5 separate regions of the Homo sapiens genome follow, and regions 2, 3, 4 and 5 are each linked to region 1. The links are chromatin loops, found by intact Hi-C in ENCODE. Cell type or tissue: Calu3. All regions are shown on one strand. Region 1 overlaps CUBN (cubilin). Region 2 overlaps CUBN (cubilin). Region 3 overlaps CUBN (cubilin). Region 4 overlaps TRDMT1 (tRNA aspartic acid methyltransferase 1). Region 5 overlaps CUBN (cubilin).

Region 1 (5,000 bases):
TGAAATTACTTCCACATCCTATGTGGGAACAAAAAGTCATCATCAGATCATTTATTTCTCGTGTATCTATTTTGTCCATGAAGGAAAGAGGCATTTTCCTAAATTATCTATAGACATAGTTCCCTGAGATATTCCAAATGGAAGAAGCAAGAATGAAGAGAATAAAGCTCTGATTTAAAAACATACATATGTGCTTAATAAGAATATTATACATTTTTAGAAAATGCTGCAGAGTTTTATGGACTGAGTCCTCGTAATATTACCACAAATCTACTGCAAATCCCTTAATATTAAGATATTAAGAAAGGATAAACGAGCAATGATAGAATATGGTTCATGCAGATAAAGAAATAAAACAGATAAAAAATGATTTGTATCTGATTAGTACTTTACACAATTAATGTTTTTAAAATGTCTTATTATTAGAAAACTGCTATTTTCATTACCATTGTAATCTAGCCACAACAATGGTTGCTTTTTAAAACTAGCTGGATTTATTAATCCCAACTCTTATCAAATTCTTACATGCATCCCTGGTTTTCGAAACAGAAAGAAATATCTTTTCACCACTAAAATGATTTGTTTTCATATAACCATTGACTAGTTAATCCACTTCACTCTCTGATCTATCAAGCACGAAAATATCTCTATCCTTTTAAATTGACATTAAAACACACACAAGTACACACGTGCACACTTACACAGTGAACCACCTGCAGACCTAAGATTTGGTCTAGGGTTGTCTTTCAGTACTTCCTTTCCAGCACTCTCTGATTCAGTCTGAAAAACCTGTCTACTGTATTACTTCCTCTAATTCCTTTCCTCAAACTTTTCCCTAAACAGTGGTTTGCCATGAGTGGCTACACTTGATTTAACTCAGCCAACAGGCACACACCATTGCTTCTCTGACTTGAAAAATGCTACATTTCCCACGAATCTAATAGTGTACAATAGCTAGAAAAGGAGATCCATCCTTCCTAATCAAAATTAGGAAAGAACATTCCCAAAGAAACTGGCTCCCAAAGTTGACTTAGCATGAGAACCCTCTGGATGACAGTTAAAACATGCAAGACCGGCCGGGCACGGTGGCTTATGCCAGCACTTTGGGAGGCCGAGGCGGGCGGTTCACGAGGTCAAGAGATCAAGATCATCCTGGCCAACATGGTGAAACCCCGTCTCTACTAAAAATACAAAAAAAAAAAAATTAGCTGGGCATGGTGGCACACACCTGTAGTCCCAGCTACTCGGCAGGCTAAGGCAGGAGAATAGCTTGAACCCAGGAGGTGGAGGTTGCAGGAGAATGGCGTGAACCCAGGACGTGGAGGGTGCAGTGAGCCGAGATTGCACCACTGCACTCCAGCCTGGCGACAGAGTGAGACGCCGTGTCAAAAAAAAAAAAAAAAAACAGGAAAGACTTCGTCATGGAAATTCTGAATTCAGTTGGGCCTGGAGTGAGGCTCAGGAATCTGCATGTGTTTCAAGCCCCCCACGGGATTTTGTGGTCAAGGTGCCACAGGCCAGCCACACTGGTTGTTGCTAACGAACTAGCCATCTGCGCTTCTGCCCAATATCAGCCCACTCTGGATGCCAGGCTTATTTCTAGACGTTGGTTAGTGCCCCTCATGGCTTTTATATCACTTCTCAATTCAGTTCTGTTCTCACTGCTATTTGGAAGAAAGGTGTCTTCTTGGGATTAGGTGACTCATCCTCCCCGTAGACCCCCATACTCCTCCCCTAGACCCCCAGGTTTAGCCAACCCTGCCTGCCTGTGACAACCACACTCCCGCAAAGACCTCTGGGTTTGGTTCTTAGGGCTACTTACGGCTAACAAAGGACGCGGAGAAGCCCTGAGCTGGTGCCTCCTGAGACTGGAAGACGGCAGTGAATGTGTTACTTGGTGTGATAACGGGACCCGGAGCCACGTTCCCACAGCCAGTGGCTAGCAGGGCTTTGTCCACCTCCTCAGTTCCTGCCCACACCTAGCACGGACATACACAGAACTTTAATGCTCAAGGGTTTCCCATCAATATTTTAATGCACTTAGGTTTCAAAATAATGGCACTCACACGTATACAGAACTAAGCATAAGAGTAAACAAAACATGGACAAATCTGTAGTATTTTCTTTTGAGAATAATTTTTTTAAAGCTGTTTTTAAAATAGCATGTCCCATTCTTGACTTCTCTAAGGAGATGGTGTTCCTTTTTGCATAGCTGGGTGGTGATTTTTTAAAAATCCACCTTCCTGGATCACTGTTCGGTTTCCTCATAACTTCTAGTTGCCCTGACCTAGCCGAGCTTCCCGGGTGCTGAGGGAGACGGAGCAGCCAGGTGGAACTCAGCCCTGCTCCTGGGAAGATAGCAGATTGTGGTCACAGCTGGACAACACCAGCAAGCAAGAGGCACATCGTGGTGCATGAAGAAAGTGGGCATGAATTCCAAGTATACGTATAATCAGCATGAAATGGAATAAATCAGAACACTTCTTGGCTGTGTGGAATTGTAGGGTCCATTTTGATGAAAAGCTGACATCCAGTCAGTGTGTGCTATTCACCAAAAATTTGGTTGGCAACTCCCAAGTAGACCTGGGCTGTCACTTAATTGGTCTGGCCACCTCGAATGACTGAATTTATATACTCATGCAAAAAACAGTTGCTAGGAAATAAACGGTGAGCACCAAAATTCCAAATCAAACCAATTCTTATCAGTCCAGGGAAAAACAGAGACATGAATCACAGAATCATAAATTTACATGCAAAATTCCAGCTATAAACAAGGCATTATGATGGGGCTGTTGAGAATATATAATTGGTGGCTTTACCTAACTGGGGGAAGTGAGCCTGCCCCGAGCGAACCCCGATGGCAGGAAAGGCCGTGGCTAGTTCAGAGAAGAGAGAGAAAACCAAGGAGGAAGGGGTGAGGAAGCCTGCAGAGGGGGCTGCAGGACACGTTAGAGACTCGGGCCACTGTCCTGAATACAGCAAGGAGCCACCAAGAAGATTGGTTTTTGGAAAACATTACAATTCGGAAAATAGGAGTCAGAAAGGATGCCGGAAAACAGTCAGGTAGGTTTTGCCCTAGTTCAGGTGAGAGATCATGGTTATCTACAATGCTGAGTCACTCAAGGAAAGTATGCATATTAGGTAATGAATATACAAAACTTGGGGGAAAAAAACCCCAAAAACATTAAACATATTAACCAGAGAAGCTCGTCCTAGTTCAGAGGTCTCAACTAGGAGCAATTTTGGGACCTCTGGCAAGGTTTGTAGTCATTTTTCTATTGTCACACTCGGTGTGATGGGTAGTATCTAGTGGGTAGGGGCCAGGACTATTGCTACACAATCTGCAATACCCAATATGCCCTTTCTATCAACAGACAACTATCTCAAACAAGGATGTAGTTGGATGTGTATTAATCTTACTTGACTATTCAACATTTTCTTCACATGGAATGATACCAAATTACTCATTCCAAACACATCTCTTCTCAAGGATATTCCTCACCCACAGCAATAAAACATCAAGTCATTAAAAACATTTCTATTGGGAAATCAGTCCATAGCAAGAGATGTGAAATAGCACTGATTCATAGCATTGGTTTAATAATTCTCAGCTCTTTAAAGCCGTATTGTTTCAATTGATTTTTAAGCACTGGGTATCCAGCTGTTAGTCATCCTACTGAAGACAAATTATATTAGCCATTTATTAGATAAGGGAGGTGCCTGGCGCTGGACCTACTGAGAACAAAAGTGCAGATATTCTGCCAAATGCCTAAGATCAATAAAAATGTCAGGAAAAAAAATGCACCTACTCAATTTTACTTAATGATCTCTAATTAGATTTCCCCCTAATAATATATCCAAGGAAACAGTATATGGCAGTTTTTTATCCACATTTCATAAAATTATAAACACAATTTATCAATAGATAATCTGTATATATATTTTATATATATATGTATTTTTTTGAGACAGTCTCACTCTCACTCAGGCTGGAGCGCAGTGGCACAATCACAGCTCACCGCAGCCTCGACCTTCTGGACTCAGGTGATCTTCCCACCTCAGCCTCCCAAGTAGCTGGGACTACAGGTGCGTGCAACCATGCCTGGCTAGTTTTTTGTATTTTTTTGCAGAGATGGGGTTTTCCCGTGTTGCCCAGCCTGGTCTCAAACTCCTGGACTCAACTGATCTGCCTGTCTTGGCCTCCAAAAGTGCTGGGATTACAGGCATAAGCCACCATGCCTGGGCCATATACTATATTTTTACAAACATTACTAAACAGGCAAAGTAAGAAGGGCTAAAACTTAATAAAGAGCCTCAAGTTCTTTAATGAAGGAATCCAAGAATGCTTAAGTGCTTATACTTTTCTGAAGTCATTAATTATAGATTCGACAACTCTACCTTTTGGCCTGGGAACATAAGTTTAATAATAATGATGATAATGGTGATGACAATGGTAAAGAGTTATTCAATATTCATTTCTGCCTTGCCTATCAAGAACTCATTTCATTGGCTATATGACAGAGGACTCATCAAAACTATATTGAACCTACAAAATGTTACTTAACTGTCATCAGGTCAAAAACTTTCTGATTTTTCTTAGTGTTCTATATAATTCAGTCAGGTTGTAGGTTATATTTTATCATTCAACTATTTTTTAAACAAATGTTTACAGACATAATTGCAGATTCACATACATTTGTAAGATATAATATGGAGAAATTCCTTGTACACATTTCTGAGTTCCTCCAATACTGACATCTTGCAAAACTGTAGTATACTATCACAACCAGGTTACTGGCATTGACATAACACCAATTTTACTCAGTTTCCTAGTTTTACTTGAACTCGTGTGTGTGTGTGTGTGTGTGTGTGTGTATTAAGTTATATACAAGTTGTACACAATTGCATTCAAGATACTGAAATTCCAATACCACAGGAATCCCTAAGTTGCTTTTGTTGTTTATAACCACACACAATTTACTCCTACATTGCCTTCTCTC
Region 2 (5,000 bases), 130 kb after region 1:
GAGTGTCTGTGTGTTTGCACGTGTCCGTGCATAAATGTATAATCTGGATTCAATGAATTCCAGACTGATCAAATTATTTTCATTGAAAAAAAATGTTATGACATGAAATATTGTTTGAAACATATTGATTTGAGTGTGGAGAACTTTACCACCAAATGTTACAAAGCACCTCCATGGAGCCGCCCCTAATCCCTGCAGTCAGGCATAAATTAGTCTGCCTTTGAAAGCCCTTGCTTTTCATCTGTGCTTCTTTTGTGGAAATGATCACATCCCCAGGCATTCTTGTTATGGGCTTGTGTGTCTTACCTCCCCTACTGATTGTGAGTCGCCTTAAAGCACAGACCACCTCTGGCCTTCCCCTCACTGCCCAGAGCAGGGCTTTGATAAAGGCAGGTTCCCCATGCATCTCCAATGAATGAACGCAGTGATTTCCCCCGCCAGCTGTATTTATTTTACTTAGGACCCAATCTGCACGATTATTTGCACTCTGTACAGTTAGATAGGTAGTAGTGCCATACAATCCTCAATTTCAACAGGCTCCTCTTAGACCATAAAGGATTTGGACCCTTTGTGCCACTCCGTAGAAGGGAGAACCAGGTGAGGGCCTTGTTTAAGGTTATGATAAATCGCAGATTTTTAAACCTTGGCCTGTCTCGCTGAGTTCTCAAATCGGCTGCTCATCATAAGTGCTTGTGAGATTTCAGGGAAGGTCAGCAGATATTTTTAAAAAGACAAGCTCAGAAGCCTATTATGTCATTCACCCCAAAGCACTAAACCTAAGCATTTTAAGCAAATGAATAAAGATGAGTTTTATTTTTCAGGCTTACTGCTGTAGCTTCCTTTTTTTCTGTTTTTCGTACTGCTGCTTTGAATGTGTATATTTATTATCAAGTTTCTAATATTCTACACATTTATCAGAAGCCTCCCCTATAATGAATAGGGGAGAATAAGAGAAGAATAAAGCAACAGAAAATGAAGAGGGAAACGAAACGGAACAGAAGCTTTTCACCTTAGCGTTCAGTCCCACCCTCTCCTGCAGGCGGAGAAACCGGAGGGCGAGAGGCCAACCTTGCAGCCTGTGCTTCTAAATCCCTGCTTCCCTGCAGGAGATTCATCTCAGCTTTAGAGTTTTTCTTAATTCTAGGGCATGAAGTACAGTTCTAAACTAATTAGCACAGAAACAAACATACTGCTCCCAAGTAGTGGAGTAATTAGCAAGCAAATGCTCTACCATCTTTCACTCCCCAAATCTTAACCTTTGGATTGTAATTTAGTGACCAAAGCATAAATTATTTCATTTCTGTCAGGCCTCTGAGCCCAGGCTAAGTCATCATAACCCTTATCCAACAAAACATAGGTAAGATTTCTCCATAACTATAATCACCCTAAGCTCGATGTGTCTTACGGAATACTAGGTCGCAGCATGTTGCGGAATTATATTTCAATCCTGCACAAGGTCATGAACAGCATAGCATTTTTGCCTGTCAGCTCTGCAAGATTAAGAAATGTGGCATTTTCACGTGACTTAAAGAGATTTCTTTTTTTTCCTTCCTTCTGGATGGGATTACGCATTGAAGGAGACCCCTGGATCTCAGCTGTTCAGTGGTCTTTAATAACACATTGTAAAAGTACTGGGTGGGGGTGGAGGGGCTAGGCAGTAGGTTTGGGGGGCAACACTGATGAATGACAATTAGTTTCTTTTTGCCTTTGGGGGGAGAAAATTATGCATTAAAATAAGCATCAAATAGACATTTATGAAAATGCTTAAATATAATGTCCAATCTAGTAATAAATGTGTAGAACAATGTCTCGAAAAGGAAAAAAAAAAAAACTCATACCTCGTTTTTTAAAGTTTGCCGTTAATAAAATCAGGTTTTTTGTTTATATTCACACAGATGGGTAACGTCACCTCTACAATTCATTCCCGCGCAAATTGACCACCCAAAACCACACAAAAAGGAACAGTCATTTTTCAAAGTATACAAATACAGGTTACCATGGAAAGCCGTCTCACTGATTCTGATTCTGTTTTCAGAGCAGAATGTTAACCACAGGACGTTCCAGCTGTGACTCATTGCAACTACTGACAAGCAAGCTGGAGTGGCCCTGCTTTTAGAGAGCCTGAAGATCTACTCAGAGTGAACAATACTTGAAGTTCTAATTGAGTTACAGAAAGGAAACTAGTAAAAACTAAGAAAGATTGCGATTCTCACCTTGAATATGCAGATCTAATTTCTATAACTGTGTTTAGGGGTATTTTTCTAAATTACTAAAATAATGCTTACATTTTCAAATTGGCCATTAAATATATCTTCAGATGCGGAGATGTGTATATTACAAAACCTTCCTCTGTGAAATCTTTTGTTATTCTCTTAAAGAGATTATTCATTTAGGATTTTCGTGGCTTAGGTCCCCCCACCCCCACCCTACCCCCAAATATCTCAACTCCTCTTGACACACTCAGAGAGGAAGGAAATCTCTTGCCTTAGCCATACTTACCAGTTTCTACTTCCTTTGTGCGGGTTTGATAATTTGGCACATACTTTACAATACCATTAGTGAATTCAGACTCCAGTTGCAATAGGAAGTGATCCGTGGACTTCTAAATAGGAAGGACCCATAACAAAGGGGAGGATATAACACTAAAGACACCACGTGTGGTCAATCACTGATAGAGATCCAATTTTTTTGTAAGATTGAGGGTACTTAGGAGTCACTGAAAGTCAAGTTCTAAGTGAGCAGAGACCCAGACACCCCACCTGTCCCCTCAGTAGAAATCAACTTTATGAACTGCAGGATCTCCAAGAACAAAAATATGTCTTTCAAGTGCCTTGCTTGCTAAATTGTTTCATGGCTAAAAATTTAAAACTGTAATAAATTAAAATTACAAGTAATTATCTTATATATATGAGCTTGGGATGTAGAGATTAACTTTTTTTCTTAACTATTTTTTTGTTTGTTTGAGACAGGATCTTGCTCTGTTGCACAGGCTGGAGTGCAGTGGTGCAATAAGGTTAACTGTAGCCTCACCCTCCCAGGCTCAAGCAATCCTCCTGCCTAAGCCTCCTGATGGCTGAAACTACAGGCATGCAGTACCATGCCCAGCTACTTTTTTTGTATTTTTTGTAGAGACAGAGTTTCGCCATGTTGCCCAGGCTGGTCTCGAACTCCTGGGCTCAAGCAATCTGCCCACCTCGGCTTCCCAAAGAGCTGAGATTACAAGTGCGAGCCACCATGCCCAGCCCCAAACTCATTTTAGAATCACAGTGAGTGACAATTAAAACTCAGCCCTTTCTGTTTTAGATTGACATCTAATTCATACTGTTTGTAAATGTTGTTTCTTTTATTTCCTGGAAGGTCTTCTGGAAGAAAATTCTTTTTTATAGGAGATCAATTTTAAGAATTAATTAAATATAGTTCATGTAGAAAAAGCAACTCAAGAGTTTCTTTAGGATGATATCATTAAAACATGGAGAAACTTCTGGAGAATAATTTGGTCCATTTCCAATTATAAATCTTTGCAAATTCCATAAAACCTCTATTCTTTAGAGCTTAATATGTAATTGAAATAATTCATCTGCTGTGAGGAGAAATTTTGGGTGTAGTAGAGAATCCCCTATTCTTTCTATAGAATAAAAATTCTACTCAATGAAAAGATGATCGTTCAATTTTTGAGAACTATACTCAATCAGTTTATAGAGTGGCATTTTGAAGTGAGTGTCACTAATAGAAGATTATATTTCAATCACAAGCAGGAAAGCAATTTTATTGTAGAATGTACTTGACTAATGTCAATGTGGCCAGAGCCAGGCTCTGTGTTCATAGCCCAGCTCTAAAATTTAGAGAACACAATTTTGTGAAAATTATTGAACTTCTTCAAGCTAAAATGTCTTTATCTATAAATCTGGCACCATAATGGTACTTATCTCATAATATTGTTGCCAACAGCAAATGAGATAAACCACGTAAAAGGTTTGCTATGAGGCCTGGCATGTGGAATGTGCTCAAATTGTTACTCTAACTCTTTGTCAGAGGCAAAGGGAATCAACATTTTTTTCCAGAGAAACCACCCAAAATAGCTATGAGAAAAGAAAGATGTTGGGGATTAGAGAACAGGAGCTGACTCACATAAAAGAGTTCACAGAAATCGTCACTGGTAGGGCAGATGGGGAAGTGATGAATTCAGTGAGGAGGTGGAGGCCAATCCTCGCAGTGTGTTGCTATGACAACTTGGGCATTGTGGAGACTGAGGCATCCCGGACAGCCATGCAGAAACCAAGGCGAATCATCCTGTGTGGGGTGGAGATAAGCATGCTGTGTGTGTGGAAGGGATTGCGGGAGGACAGATCATGCAGGGGACAGCAGCAAAGAGAGTTAGGAAACCAGAGGCTGTTAAGGCTGCCACGGTGAGGTGGATAGAGTCCACTGGCAAGCAAAGTGGCTCTCATGCTAAAAGTGAGCAGCATCTCTTCCTGTTGCAGCCTCCCTTCCCCTTTGGGTCCTACCCAGCCCTGTAGTTCCTGCTGCTGAATCACTGGAGATCCAGAAGGATGGGACCTAGGGAATTCTCAGGGCATCTGCTCAGATGTTCCCCACCCCAAACAACCACCACAGCAGGATCTGTGGAGAGGCCTCATTAGGGTGATTGTTAAAAATGTTGTTGCTGAGGTTTGCACTCACATCTCCTGGAAAAACTTGGAACTTTATCCAAGTTCAGGTTACTTTAAATTTGAAGGGCTTTGAAATGTTCCTGTAACAACAGTAGAAATTGCAAAGCAAGAATCACAGAGGCTGGTTGTGGTGGCTCACGCCTGTAATCCCAGCCCTTAGGGAAGCCGAAGCGGGTGATCACTTGAGGCCAGGAGTTCAAGACCAGCCTGGGCAACATGGCAAAACCCTGTCTCTACTAAAAATATAAAAAATTAGCCGGGTGTGGTGGCGTACGCCTGTAGTCCCAGCTACTTGGAAGACTGAGGCAGGAGAATCACTTGAACCCCAGG
Region 3 (5,000 bases), 220 kb after region 1:
TGGCTCCATTTCTAAGAACATCCCTGGAGCGCAGATGAACCTGAGGTCTGGCTAATTGCCTACCAATGCACCCAGCACAGTGCTTTGCTCATAGTAGGCATCCTACAAAAAAAAAAATGTGTGGAATATATGATGACTATCTCATAAAACAAAAGATGCCCTCGGATTCAAACACAGGCAGTCTTTGACTAACGGAGCCCATGTTTTCCATGACTCAACATATGGCATCCCTGGAGATTCAGTTGCTGCAGGGCATAATGGAGCTGGATACCTCTGTTTAGGTCAAGGCCGCAAGATACTCTAATGACACACCCAGGCAAGAGCTACTAGACTGTGGTGGAGATGCAAAGAGGTCAAATAATTTCCCCATGTGTACAAACATCTGGTTAGTATGAAAGGTGGGACTAGAGTATCTCTTTTGATCTCAAATCTGGTCAGTTGGTGGTCACTGCAATGCAGTGTCTAACTTACAAATTCTATGGCTAACCTTGCCCCAAAGTCTGACTCTAGCACAGTTTTGGACAAGCCTCCCCCTTTTGACGTGGAATTGTGATAGCAGTGAGATCGTCGAGCAGAACCAGGACACAAAACTGGATTTGAACACCTCCTAAGAATTGTCTTCTTACTCATCAATAGTGAAAGAAAATTGGTTCTGGCACCTCGCCAACCTGGCATGCAGAGCCTGGCTTGTGGCCCTGAGAATGTACCTGTTGGACAGGCCCCACAGTAGAAAGAGCCTTGAGTGTTGAAACACTGCACAAGTGTGGAGCAAGGCCCGGGCTGGAAGCTGCACTCGTCTCTGTCCAGCGTGCAGGCAGGGCTGTTGGGTGAAAACATCCACCCAGCATCACAGACGCAGCTGTACTTGGGCTGGCAGGATGACAACAGCGTGAATAAAGACAATCATGAAAATCAGCAAGAAAAGCCTTTGAACATTTCATCAAGCCCCTAACTGTTTATCCTCTAACGTTCATTTCCATAAGGCCAATCCACTGGCTTCTCTTTTTCTTCCCATATGATTAAGCATTTAGACCAGACCATGCAAAAAGGGAAACATCTTTATTTCAGAGTAAAAGCAAGCTATAATTTCTCCCAAAGATGCCAGGGAAAGAGTAACAACAATCAAGAACTGTAAGTCAATATAATTAAAGTCAATCAACTCAGCCTGCTATGTTTTTAGAGGGAAAAACACCCATGTAGGCACAGACCTTGGAAAATCAATTCCGTTTGTTTTTCTTTGGAAAGTTCTTCCTCCTACCCACCTCCTCAACCCTTCCATCCCCATCATTGGACGGGAATTATTTTCCATCACATGGGTAGAAAAAATACAACTAAAAATAAAGAATTGAAGTTCTCATGAAGAGCCAAGCCAGCCAAGACTGGACAACCTTGAGGGTCAGGAGTCAAAGTCATCAGGACGCAGGGCATGGAGGGTCGTTCTGGGGAGTGGGCTCTTAGAGTCTGCAGCAGTTCCAGAGACCCAGGCCGGGAAAAGTCAGACTCCTTGAAACCACATGTTGCCAACAAGACTGGTCCTTTTATATTCCTGTGTTTTGTCACTGTTAAAATAAAACTTACAAGGCCAAGAGAAGGTCTTATCTCAGAGAGAGTCATGACGGGATAATAAAAATGGTCCCATTTCGGCCGGGCACGGTGGCTCATGCCTGTAATCGCAGCGCTTTGCGGGGCTGAGGCGGGTGGATCACCTGAGGTCAGGAGTTCGAGATCATCCTGGCCAACATGGCAAAACCCCGTCTCTACTAAAAATACCAAAATTAGCCAGGCATGTTGGCATGCTCCTGTAATCCCAGCTACTCAGGAGGCTGAGTCACGAGAATTGCTTGAACCTGGGAGGTGAAGGTTGCAGTGAGCTGAGATCGTGCCACTGCACTCCAGCCTGGGTGACAGAGTGAGGCTCCATCTCAAAAAAAAAAAAAAAAAAAAATCCTATTTTACATAATGACATCTTAATCTCTGGGTCCTACTTCCTGCATAGTTCATCTCCCCTCCTCGCCTATGTCCTACTTACAGACAGGAAGTGACTTCACCTCTGTAAGCTCCAGGTAGTGCTTGTATGCAGTGGGCATAGGAGGAGGAGGAGCTACTAACCATGGCTCTCTGCAAGGAGGCACATTTGGGGAAGGGACCCACCTCTCCAGCTTGCTCTCGCATTAAATCCTCACAGATGCCATGGACACAGCGTGCCACAGAACCCCCTTCACAGTCGTCATATTTGGATGCACACTGGGGTCCGTACGTCTCAGGTGGGCAGTGACAACTGTTGGTTACACAAGAGCACAATGTCAGGGCACGCGCTTTGGGGCCAGTGCCTGTCTCTTAATATCAATGAGAAAAATAATTCAAATTACAAATCAACGATGTTAACTTGGAATCGTCAGCCAGCAATGCAAATTTACTGACTGGAGTCTCGGGAGAAAATCACTCTGCTGTGCTCCAAGTGGTGGATTGAGTAAATACAATGTTGGTGAATCACAACTTATTATCTGGTAAGCCTAGCACTATAAATTCTTGTGTTATCAGGTCATCAAACAGCATTTTCAAAGGTCAGATGTGTATAAGCCAAAGGTAATGGAGTTAGTTCAAGAAGGTAAAGGGAGAGATCAGCAAATCCATTCATCATCTGTCCAATTGGACCTGCCATGAAGCACAGGCAACGTGGGCTACACTGATAACTCTGAATGCTCTCTAGGATTATATAACCCCACACGCAATCCAGTGTCCACACCTCACAGTCTATGATCATTATTATTATCTTACAAAGGGCAATATGTCTTCTATCCATAAAAAGCGTAGTTATATAATATAATACAGTGGCATTTCTTTCATAGCCACACTTGAATTTCCAACAAAATGTGGTAATTATTACACTATGCGTAAGCTAGCAGTGGGTGCTTTGTTACTAGAAGATTTAAGTCCAATGATAATCAAATAAGCAATGTTGTTTTAAGCCCTTGTCATTGTTAAAGCTGCTTTAGCCTTATCTCTGCAGCTTAATGGGAACTTCTATGATCTGAGCATGGGAGCTAGGGGAGGAGGAGGGTAGAGGAGTCCCAGAAGCCTAAGCCTATCCCCACATGCCAGGGCACATCTGATGGAGAGGTAGGGCCAGGCCCAGAGGTTGCCGATTGCCGGACTTGAGCAGAATTGGCAAGAAAAGCTCTCATGGGGGAAATGACTGTTGGTGCCAGGGGTCAGAGACAAGGAACAGGGCGTGCCTGCGTGGCCAGGCCTCCCTCCCATGCCATTCTACAAAGGAAAAGAGCTATTTTAACAAGACACAGTGAGGTACAAGGAGCTTAGTAATGTTCATGGATGACAATGTATGAACGACATTGTGGGAAATTAGCATTTGACTGTTTGAAAGGCATCAAGAACCAACCTCCAGGCACAGGATTCGGCTTGCCTGTGGTGGGCCCCAGAACCAATTGCTGGGGTGGCAGCTTTTTGGCAGTTTCTAAGGAAGAGGAGAGCAATGAGTGTGGCCAGAAATGGAGAATAAGAATGCAGGGAGCACCATCCATGCATTCAAGTCGGGAGGCCAGACTTAGCAAATAAAAATACAGCATGCCCAAATAAATGTGAGTTTCCAATAAATGAATATTTTTTGGTATAAATATGTTCCATGCAATTTACGACATCAGTATATATTTACATAAAAGCTGATTCATTAATATATGACATTTCTGAGCATTCCAAAGTTGCCTTTGGAACGGCTCACTAAGATAAAGTCATAGGAAAATAACAATAAATGATTAAAATTAAAGAGAAATTGAATTATCCATCCCCCCCATAGACATTTATATTCCCCGCATCTCTCTCTACTTTCCTTCTCATATTGTTTTCTTTCCTCTTTGTCCTCCCATCTTTACATAGAATATTTGTATAGAGAATTTAATTAGACTCTTGAGGATTATGGAACTTTAAAACAGTTCATACACATATTTGAGCATTTGATCCAGGAGACTTCATTACTAAAAGTTTACTTTGCCACCTGTCCCAACACCTCCCAACAATGTTTAAGAATCTTTTTTATTTTTGTTTTTGTTTTTTTTGAGATGGAGTCTCACTCTGTCACCCAGGCTGGACTGCAGTGGCATGATCTCAGCTCACTGCAACCTCCGCCTCCCAGGTTCAAGCAATTCTCCTGCTTCAGCCTCCCGAGTAGCTGGGACTACAGGTGCGTGCCACCACACCCGGCTAATTTTTTATTTCTTTTTTTAGTAGAGATGGGTTTTCACCATGTGGTGAAACCAATTGATTAGTTACTGATTTAGCAGAAGTCTCTTTTCTAGAGGTAGAGGCTGGTCTCGAACTCTTGACCTCAGGTGATCTGCCCACCTCGGCCTCCCAAAGTCCTGGGATTACAGGCGTGAGCCACCGCACCCTGCTGAAGAATCTTTAAACCAACTGTTACTAGCTTTCTATTTTCTATGTCTGGGAGATCTGAGTGTTTGGAAACCCCTGGGATAAGATTGCCTAGGTTTAAATTTTGGTCCTTCCTGTTAACTGTTTACCCAGACAATGTACTAACTCCCTCTGCCTCAATTTCTTATGAAATAATAGTGGTAATCTCTGTGAATTATGGTCATATTGCAGTCTACAGGCATTCCCCTGTAGCAAGTGCTAAGAAGATTGTCTTTATTTTATCACTAAGTGCTTAACTATTGCAAAATGACATAAGATTTGAGAGGAGATTCTGGTTCATGGACCTGCAGTTAAATCCTTTCTCTTTATCTCTCTCTTCCTTCATCCTTGCTATTATCACTGGGAGATGAGTAGGCATTAATCCTATACTGTTCTCTAAATAGCTACAGAGTATACTTCTTTCACTTAAGTTTAGATGATGTGAGAAGATAGAGAAAGGGAGGAAGAAACTCAAGTAAACCATAGGATTCCTTCCTATGATCCTCAAAGACAAGTATTATTAATCCCATTTTACAGACTAACATTTCCCAAAACCACAAAATGAATAATTGGCA
Region 4 (5,000 bases), 290 kb after region 1:
TGAGTGATCCAAGAGTAGTAATTCTCAAAAAGGAGGCAGAATTTGGGAAAGGGATTCGTGAGTATCTTTTCATTGAAACAGAGGAAGAGGATGTGTTTTCAGTACTTTGATGTATTACTTTGCCTAGACTTTATTCATGATATTTCAGTTATTATTCAGGATTTCATATTTATTAACAGGAAGCCTGGTTTAAAAAAAAAAGGTGAGATATCCTACTTAGAGAAACACATTTATTTTATTTATTTATTTATTTATTTATTTATTTTTTGAGATAGTGTCTCACTCTGTTGCCCAGGCTGGAGTTCAGTGGCATGATCTCGGCTCACTGCAACCTCCACCTCTCAGGTTCAAGCAATTTGATTCTCCTGCCTCAGTCTCCAGAGTAACAGAAACTACAGACACTTGCCACCACACCCAGCTAATTTCTATATTTTTAGTAGGGACAGGGTTTCACCATATTGGCCAGGCTGGTCTCAAACTCCTAACCTCAAGTGATCTGCCTGCCTCAGCCTTCCAAAGTGCTGGGATTACAGGTGTGGGCCACCACGCTTGGCTGAAAAACACAGTACAAATTATTTTAAAAGGTTGTCAGATTGGCTCCGAAAGGAATACATAAGGACATCACGCTTCCATTTATATGAGGACTAAATTTAAAAGGTAGATTTAGTTATTTCAAGAGAGACTTCTAGGTAAGATGTTAGAAATGTCACTGAGGATACATACATAATTCTTGCTTTCAATATGCTTCTTACAAAAATAGACAAGAAACACACACACACACACACACACACACACACACAGACATTTGAATAGCAATACTTTCCTTTCTTTTTCTGATGATTCTTCTTTCTGGAAACGCTGTAGGGAAGAACTTTTTGTTGGTAGTAGTGAAAAGCTTTACAAGTTCACACTCTTCTTGACTTTCCTAACCAAATAAATAAAAAAATTTAACTGTTCTTGTGTAGTTATTAATGTGGGAAAAAAATCAATATTTACAAGATGTAAATGCAAATGTAAAAAATGTAAATGTAAAGACGTTATGTTAGATAATATAATGCAGTTTGAAGTTTTGAGGAGGACCTTGAGAAAGAAAATTAAGGCATAACCAGTCCACTTTGAAATAAGGAAAGAAATTTTTAAAATTCTATTCCTTCTTTATTATTTATTTTCTAATCTATATCTCATATAGGTGAGTAACTACTGAATTACTCATTATACTCACACCTGAGACATTTAATCAAGTATGTTAACACTGACATCTAGTTGTAAGATGAAAGATCAGTTGAATACATCCAATGTCCTTTCATTCAAAGTGCTGGCTTAGTTAGGAATAAAAGTACTAAAGAACGTACAGACCCATAAGGATCTGAACTTAAAATTGCTGCCAAATGTTTTATCACTATTAGTAAAGTATATTGTTTGGTTCTTTTTAAAAGTTCTTGTATTTTGCTGGGTGAGGTGGCTCACACCTGTAATTCCAGCACTTTGGGAAGCCAAGGAGGGCACACCATTTGAGGTTCGGAGTTTGAGACCAGCCTGGCCAAAATAGTGAAACCTCATCTCTACTAAAAATACAAAAATTAGCCAGGCATGGTGGCACACGCCTGTAATCCCAGCTACTCAGGAGGCTGAAGCAGGAGAATCGCTTCAACCCTGGAGGCAGCGGGTACAGTGAGCTGAGATTGCACCATTGCACTCCAGCCTAGATGACAGAATGAGACTCTGTCTCGGAAAAAAAAAAAAAAAAAAAGTTCTTGCATTTTAAAAATTGCTGATAAATTATTTCCAAGAATAAAATAAAAAATACATTAAAAATATTTTTCAAAGATCCAGTTTCCTTAGAAAGTTTCCATAGTCAGCTAACTGTCCAAACAAAATTTACTTTGTGTCAAGACATACCTTAGATTATTATTGTTACTAACACCAGACTAAATATAAGAGACCACCAGCCAAAATACGGATAGGAACTGCTGGAGATCTATGAAATTATCACGTCCTTGACACTATATCTTAGGAGAATTTATTTTTCAACAAAATACCAAAAGACATACCAGAGCCAGAGAAGTGGTGGAAGAGAGAAATATGGCAAATTAATGTAAAAAAAAAGGAGCACAGTGAAGGAATCTACAAGGAATGGAAAATAAAGATGTTATGTCAGGTAGTATAATGCAATTTGGAGTTTTGAGGAGGACCTTGAGAAAGAAAATTAAGGCATGAGTAATCTTTCCGGAACGTCTCTAGAAAGTCTATTTAAAGTCATGTTGATGTCATGAGGTAGCTAATACAGCTTCTCCAGCCCCTCAACCCACAACCTCGCACCAGCCCTGAAGCTTTCCTTGGCAGAAGAGAAGAGAAAAAGCAATTTAGCTATTCACTTTCAGCAGGGGCTACAGAAAGGCCACATAGCCCAGCATTACCCTTAGTCCTGAGGATGCAGGGACCTCAATTTCCAAGGGCATAAACTGGTCTCTAAAAAGAATATAGGTAACGAACGCCTAGGATACAGTAAATGCTCAATAATTATTAAAATTCATATTCACTGCCTGGCATTTATCTGGAATATTATAGATTAAATAGATAAAATAATAATGATAATGATTATTTTAACTAAAATTTAAAAATCAAAATTAAAACAATCATTATCATTATAATTAAGGTTAGAAAATTAGACCAGTGACAAAAGCTTAAGACTCATACTGTTCATCTGGGAGATGAATTGCAGGAGAAATATTTTTGAAAGAGTTTCAAGTAATGTAAGAAGAGATCTTCACAAATGACAAAAACTAGCTGATTCCAATCTCTACTAATAAAAAAAAAAAAAAAAAGGAAAAACAGAAACGGGCTAAAATTTAATCCCAAGAGACTAGCATTGATGGGAAAAGCTTTCCTGACCTTGCTATCAAACCCTAGAATGAAAGAGAGAAATCGGAGGTATTGGGGAAAGGATTTTTTTAACACAGGGCAGAAAAATTTTCTTCCCAGGATATTTATTACTTGTTTTCTCCAATTTGGAGGAGGATAGTCCCACTAAGCAATCCCTAAAGACACTTTCTAGCCCTGATACTCTATGAGCATTTAAGTAAGAAGTATAGGTCTTCAGATCATCTTTTACTACCTGCCATTATTGACAAAGATCTTGGCCTTTTCACCCTAATTCACTGGTTAGAAACTAAAGAACTGATACAAGAGAAATGCTCTTTTATGGCTATGTTTGTCTATTAATTTGCCTTTCCTAGATACTACGTTTAAAATAACTATTAAAGAATAAAAATAGTAAGTGAACTACGACAAACAATATAAATTTTCTCTTTCTGCCGGGTGTGGTGGCTCATGCCTTTAATCCTAGCACTTTGGGAGGCTGAGGCGGGTGGATCACCTGAGGTCAGGAGTTTGAGACCAGCCTGGCCAACATGGCAAAACCCCGTCTCTACTAAAAATACAAAAATCAGCTAGGCATGGTGGTAGGCACCTGTAATCCCAGCTACTCAGGGCCTGAGGCAGAAGAATCGCTTGAACCCACAAGGTGGAGGTTGCAGTGAGCCGAGATTGCGCCACTTCACTCCAGCCTGGGCAAAAGAGCGGAACTCTGTCTCAAAAAAAAAAAAAAAAAACTCTCTTTCCATATTCGGTACAGAGAAAACCTGATTTGTGGGAATCAACATGAAGTAACATTGCATTAATGCTTAATTTTTTCCTTCTACTTATAACTGTCTATTAGGAGAGAAACTAGTATTTCCTAGACAAAGCTGCACCTTAGGTGAAATAGTGCCGTGCTTTTTTTCATGATAATCAATCTTTAATTCCCTTGTCCCTCTTCCCATTTCAAACTACCTAGCAAAATGCTAAACTGAACACTAAGCAAATGAGTACTTAAGAAACAGTATGAAAGATGGATAGCAAACAACATATTTTTCCTATTTCAGAACTCAAGGAACTTCACAATTTCTCCTTAGTGCTCAGTCTCTTTGAAGTAAATTTTACATCAAATTAAATTTTGCTAATGAAATTTTACTAATATGTTTTACTAATGACTCAAAAATATGATTTCTAGTTATACTATCTCTACAAAAATTATTTGCATATCCCAACATTTATTTCTTCCTCCTCTTCAATAACCAAACATCAAATTTATTCACTGTGGCAATGCACCCTGCTAAAAGGATATCTGCCACCCCTCTACAGCTAGATGCAGCCATGGACTAAAGTCAGACTAATGAGACAGAATAAGTGCATCACACTCTCAGAGAGTGTTCTATAAAGGAAGAGAGTGGTAGTTCCCTATGCTCTCTGGCCTTTCCACTGGAGGTTTGGAAAGCAGATGTAATGACTTGAGCTCCGTTTGCTGTGACGGACCATGAAGGCTGATCCGTGCACTCTCATCACACTCCAGTTCACTCTGCTGTCACATTTTTCCCAGGACAGTGGCTCCCTCACTAGACTACTCAATCATCTCAGTGCTGACACCATGTCTCATTCATATGGGTACTCTCAGCACCCAGGCATTGCAGTAATTGGCACAGAATAGGCGCTCAATAAACGTCTATTAATTGAATACATACAAGAGAATAAGTGAATTATACTTCCTAAAATCAACTCCAGATTATTACTGATTACCCTCCTTGTTCTCCTGTTTCTGAGAACACTGCTAGCTTAAAAAGTATTTAATATGTCTGAACTTATATGATTATCTATCTCAATGCTCATTTTTAAGTAATTGTTTGACATTTAGGTCAAATTTTTTAACACCTACAATGAAGTTCCCAGGAAACCTACAAAATTCTATTTATGTTACAAATGTCTTAAATATAGTCCCAATAGTGCTATTGTCAGGCAGTAAGTAAATATCTGTGAGATTACCTATCATGTACTGAGCACTCTACTGAGGATACAAAATGAGTGGACATTTGTTTTCTGTTTTACCAGCATCTGGCCCCTCCTTTTCTGGCAATAGTCCCAGATTTTCTTTGGGGGAAACTTACCTCACTCATGCTCTGTTGAAG
Region 5 (5,000 bases), 75 kb after region 1:
GCCCAGCTAATTTTTTGTATTTGTAGTAGGGACAGGTTTTCTCCATGTTGGCCAGGCTATTTTCGAACTCCTGACCTCAAGCAATCCATCCACCTCAGCCTCCCAAAGTGCTGGGATTACAGGCATGAGCCACTGTGCCCGGCCTCATATATAAATTTCTAACGAAATTTAACATACAGAAAAGTTAAAAGCTAGCAATTCCACTTCTGCAGGTTTACACTAGAGAAAGTCTTAGGTGGTTACATACAGATATTGCTTCAAGAATATTCGGTACAAAAAGTTGCTAAGGAAAAATATTGCAAGCAACTTAAATGTTCATTAACAGGAGAATGGGCAAATGACTTGTGGTGCATATATAAAATAGAATGTGTAGTGACTAAAAGAATGCATTAGATCTGTATGCATTACAATGCAGAAAATGTGAAAAACAGAATAATGAGTGAATAGAGCAAGTTGAAGAAGGATATGTAGCGTGTGACATGATGTACATAAAGTCTTAAAATATGCAAAATAATATTTCATAGTGTGTATGGATATATGCATATAATGAAAAAACTATAAAAACCTTCATGGGAATCACAAACCAGAAATCTCATTAGCAGTTTCCTCTGGGACGGGGAACAGGGCATGGGATCAATGATAGGAGCATGTGGGACTTCACCTGTGTCTTGAACAGTTCATTTCTGTTTGGGAGAAAACAAAAGAACTTGAAGCAAATGTGGCAAAATATGAAGATTTGGCCAGTCTGGACAGGGAGAAGTTTTTGTATGTTATATACTTTGTATGCATTATATAGTCGGTATTTCTCTACATACTTAAAATATTTCATAGTAGAGTGTTCAATAAAGAAAAGAAAAGCTATATAAAGGAAATAATAGGAAATGTACTAAGATTCACATATAAAGATACTCCTCATAGCATTGTTATAACAAGAAAAGAAAAAACCCATTAATAATCCAAATGGTTAATAATAAAGCGTGGCTAACTGAATTACAGCACGTCCATTTCATTGACTAGCCAAAGAAACTATTTAAGAAAATTTCAAATAATATGAAGTGAAAAAGGCAAGATACAAAATTATATATAATATTATCTTAACTATGCATGTTTGTGTGTACATGAGTGCGTGTATATATTTGTATGTGTGTGTTTGTGAGGGAAATAAACCAAAATTTCAATAGCTTGTATCTATATTGTAATACTAAGGATGGCAATAATTTCTTATTTCTTCTTTTCTGTATTCTACAAATTTAATATGAGGAGCATGTAAGGTTTAAAAATAAAATCTATATTAAAAGTTCTTTAGTGTTTCATCACTCGGACGCATAAGTGATTACATACAGACATGAAAGGGCACTATTCATATAACAGCACTGCAGCACCCAAGCCAGATGGCTACTAACGCCAGTTAATCTAGCCTCTTGCTGCCGCCAGGAATGTATCAAGTTTAATGGACGTGGCTTCTGTTTTAAGATCTCCAAAGCATCTGTTCATTGCCTAATATCTACAACTGTGCCCCAGTCCTCTCCCCTAAGCCCTAGGCTTGTATAGACAACTGTATCGTAGACATCATCTCTTCCATGTTCCACAAACCCCGAAAATCAGTGTCTCAAACTGAAGCCCTCTTCCTGTCCCTCTCATTTCTCCCTTACCTACATTTCTTGCCACAGTAAATGCCGGAAGCATGTACCCAACGGCCAGACCGTTTGGGGAACCGCCCCCATCCCTGCTACATGTAGTGGATCAGCATGTTCTAACATCTGTTTGTCCGATGTATCGCTTGGCTCCTTCCCTCTACTTCATCCATGTCCCTCTCTGGTGTCTTGGTGTGGGGCCTCATTACATCTTGCCTAGGCCACTACAACACCCTGAAATTTCCCCTGCCTTCCATTTGTGTCTTCCTTCCATTCAGTCTCAAAACAACTCAGTGCACAGCGTGCGCTTTCTAAAATGTAACATCACATACTAAAGTAAAGCTGAGCATACATTTTTAAATTGCACGAAATAAAGACCAGTAATCACGCATGCTTTGCCTAAGCACTAAAGACCACGTGATTGACGTGGACGTGATGCAGAGCACTTCAGCGGCTGCCCCTCTCTGCTGTAATCAAAACCCTGGGGTGATTAAATGGCTCGTGACCACCTGACTGAAATGTCAGTCATCGTTTGCACCCCTCATGACTGAGGGGGAAATGAATTGTAGCTTCCTCAGTAATATCTGTATTTTTATTTCTAAAAAAAAAAAAAAAACAGGAATATATTCCCTGAGATTGTTGGAAAGTAGGAAGTGAGGAATTTTTTTCTACTGGATTTTTTATCTTGTTTACTAAGTTTCATCTTGCTCAGGGAGAAAATTTTTTTAAAAGATTCCTTAAGATCTTTAACATAGCGTTAATAGTAATAGAAGCAGGAGTCATTGTAATAGAAAAATTAGGAATAGCAGCAAATACTTATCTGAACCAGACACTGATAGGTACTTAAATACATTTGTTTACATTTGATTCTTACAGTTCCACTTTGCAGCAGGGAAAACTGAGCTCTGAAAACATACATGACTTGCCCAATCACACGCTTAGCAGTGCAGAGCCAATATACAAACCCCATCTGTCTGACGTCCGACCAAGTATGATTAAACCTAGAGAAAAGGTGAAATCAAGTTGTATTCATTCAGTTAGAATGTTGAGAGACCATGATTCTGTGAAGCTAAGTGAGATATTCACGGTCTCCAAGAAAGAAAACCACAGCAGCTCTGGAAATAGGGTGGGAGTCCCCCATCCTTTGCATCTGAACCTGCAATCAAGCATCCTCAGTAGCATTTGAGAAAGTCTTATATTGGGCTCCCGTGGCTTTCCAAGTGGTTGGCATCTGTCCTGCATTCCATTCCAGTGAACGTGCATGGGATTCCCAGCATGGCTCACTTAGCAGAATGGGTAACAAAGAGCACAGTGTCTGGGGTCAATACATAAACCCAGAACTTCTATCGTTGCCACATAAACTTGATTCTATTCCTGGATTCAGATATAAAGCTCCTCCTTGTCCTTCTCTGGTCCAACCGCCATTCTCTGGTCTAGTGTGGCCTCCTTCTCACCTGGACCCTTATGCTTTACTACATTTTTTTTTTTCTGAGACAGAGTCTCGCTCTGTCGCCCAGAATGGAGTGCAGTGGTGCAATCTCGGCTCACTGTAGCCTCTGTCTCCCAGGTTCAAGCAATTCTCATGTCTCAGCCTCCAAAGTAGCTGGGATTACAGGCATGCACCAGTACACCCAGCTACATTTCGTATTTTTAGTAGAGACAGGGTCTCACCATGTTGGCCAGGCTGGTCTTGAACTCTTGACCTCAAATGATCCACCCACCTTGGCCTTTCAAAGTGCTGGGATTACAGGCATGAGCCACTGTGCCAGTCCCGCTTTGCTACATTTTTAACTCCAGATGGTAACACAGGTCTCCTGCCCTGGATTGCCTTTGATCTTAGCAGGGTGCAAAAATGTGGTGAAGAATAAGACATTTAGGGCACAGGAGAGATAATTCACATGGAGGTGCAAAGTGATTTTGAGGATCGAGAGTCCATGAGGTATTTTCACATGTTATAATATGGCGGTATACCTGCTAATGGAATTGCCACTTTGGAATACGAACTTCTCCAAAATAGAGGAAACATTAAGTGATAGGGAGGGAAATCCCTCAGGAAATTATACAAGCTGTTACAGTCATAAATGTGAATGCGGAAGGAAATGAAAATATTACTCATTATAGCATCTCTTCTTGGGGCTGAGGAAGGAGGAAGCATCAGTTTCCTTTGTCAGTGATTTTTTTCCAGTTACGCTCCTTGGAAATTCAATACTAAGTTCAATTCACAACCCCACATCTCATATCACGATGCGTTCACCCCTATTTCTTTGTTCTACACTCTCCCACTCAGTCTTCACATCTTACAAGAGACTATAAACTCTAAAAACTTGCAGTTGTTGCGAGCACTGACTCAAAGATTCCTGGAAATGTTGACATGAGAAGAAATCTAAGATGCTCGTTTTACTTTCACAAATAAACATTTAAGGAGAGTCTGAGCTGAAATGGAAACCAAGCCAAACCAAACCCGTGTCCACAGATTGAGAGCTGTGGCTTCAACTCAACTCTTCCTTCATCTTGCAGATTCAAAGCACTGGCTCAGCATTTGGTTGTTAATAAGACACCCGCACCAGGAAGCAAAGTAGCTAAGCATGTTAATACAAATGCAAGTCACAAGATAAACGTTTGAAAAAGATCATCCTCAAGTATCAGATGGAAACAAAAATTCCTGTGGTGGGGCGTAAAGGAGGGAGGGAAGAAAGAGAGAGTGAGAGAGAGATACAGGGAGGAGAGAGAGAAAGAGACAAAAAGGGAGAGGGAGAGAGAGGAACAAAGAAAGGGAAAGATAAGAAGAGAAGGAGGGAGAAAGAGAGAGAAGGAGAGACGGAGAGAGAAAGAAGGAGAGACAGAGGGAGAGAGAGAGAAGGAGAGACAGAGGGAGAGAGAGAGAAGGAGAGACAGGGAGAGAGAGAGAAGGAGAGACAGAGGGAGAGAGAGGGGGAAAGAGGAAGAGAGGGAGAGAGAGCAAGAGGAAGAGGGAAAGAAAGAGGGACAGAAAGACAGGGAGAGAGAGAGAGGAAAAGAGAGAGAGAGGAAAAGAGAGGGAGAGAGGAAGAGGAGGGGAGAGAGAGAGACTGGTTTCTGTCATGGATTTGTTTGTAAAACAGTAAATATTTAAAGAAGACTTGTTTCCATCATCTCTTTGAAACCCAGAGTTCTATTATTCCTGTGTCTGTTTGCTCTGCTTTGGAAACCATCAGTGTTTTAAAAGGAAACACATCATGGGTGGTGTATTACAAAAATACAACAAAAGAGGATGCTGCGTTAGGTATCTGCCCTGTTCCACCCTGCATTTTATTGTCGAATAATGGAACAACAACAGACATTGCAGCTTTGGGTGGGAGCACAGGGAATTTTTTTTTTTTCCGGATC

The links. Hi-C counts contacts between places; a loop is a spot of excess contacts. Peaks named below come from ENCODE experiments on the same cell type or tissue, not always from the same donor. Only the 100,000 strongest peaks of a DNase experiment are listed, where the experiment ranks them.
Region 2: it touches region 1 in a loop (3-fold over the local background); 5 of 110 quality-filtered maps call a loop at or near these places.
Region 3: it touches region 1 in a loop (2.9-fold over the local background); 3 of 110 quality-filtered maps call a loop at or near these places.
Region 4: a loop joins it to region 1, with 5 times the contacts of the local background. A loop is called at or near these places in 3 of 110 quality-filtered maps.
Region 5: it touches region 1 in a loop (5-fold over the local background); 4 of 110 quality-filtered maps call a loop at or near these places.

The regions. Positions count from the first base shown.
Region 1 is chr10:16,888,549-16,893,548 of GRCh38, forward strand. CUBN (cubilin) reads right to left here. Exons shown (of 67, transcript NM_001081.4): 55 at 1,823-1,979; 56 at 1-18. Among named protein-coding and RNA genes, the nearest start is that of RSU1, 74 kb to the left of the region's middle. RefSeq lists an enhancer at 2,723-3,922. In Calu3, no CTCF peak of the experiment used is centred here; DNase peaks (open chromatin) are centred at 2,953 and 4,053.
Region 2 is chr10:17,021,562-17,026,561 of GRCh38, forward strand. The region is part of intron 27 of CUBN (cubilin); the gene reads right to left. Among named protein-coding and RNA genes, the nearest start is that of CUBN, 110 kb to the right of the region's middle. In Calu3, no CTCF peak of the experiment used is centred here; a DNase peak (open chromatin) is centred at 2,050.
Region 3 is chr10:17,113,320-17,118,319 of GRCh38, forward strand. CUBN (cubilin) reads right to left here. Exons shown (of 67, transcript NM_001081.4): 7 at 2,152-2,278; 8 at 708-870. Among named protein-coding and RNA genes, the nearest start is that of CUBN, 14 kb to the right of the region's middle. RefSeq lists an enhancer at 1,849-3,048. In Calu3, no CTCF peak of the experiment used is centred here; DNase peaks (open chromatin) are centred at 2,082 and 2,442.
Region 4 is chr10:17,176,947-17,181,946 of GRCh38, forward strand. All of the region lies in intron 1 of TRDMT1 (tRNA aspartic acid methyltransferase 1), which reads right to left. Among named protein-coding and RNA genes, the nearest start is that of TRDMT1, 22 kb to the right of the region's middle. In Calu3, no CTCF peak of the experiment used is centred here; no DNase peak of the experiment used is centred here.
Region 5 is chr10:16,963,343-16,968,342 of GRCh38, forward strand. The region is part of intron 31 of CUBN (cubilin); the gene reads right to left. Among named protein-coding and RNA genes, the nearest start is that of RSU1, 150 kb to the left of the region's middle. In Calu3, no CTCF peak of the experiment used is centred here; a DNase peak (open chromatin) is centred at 2,899.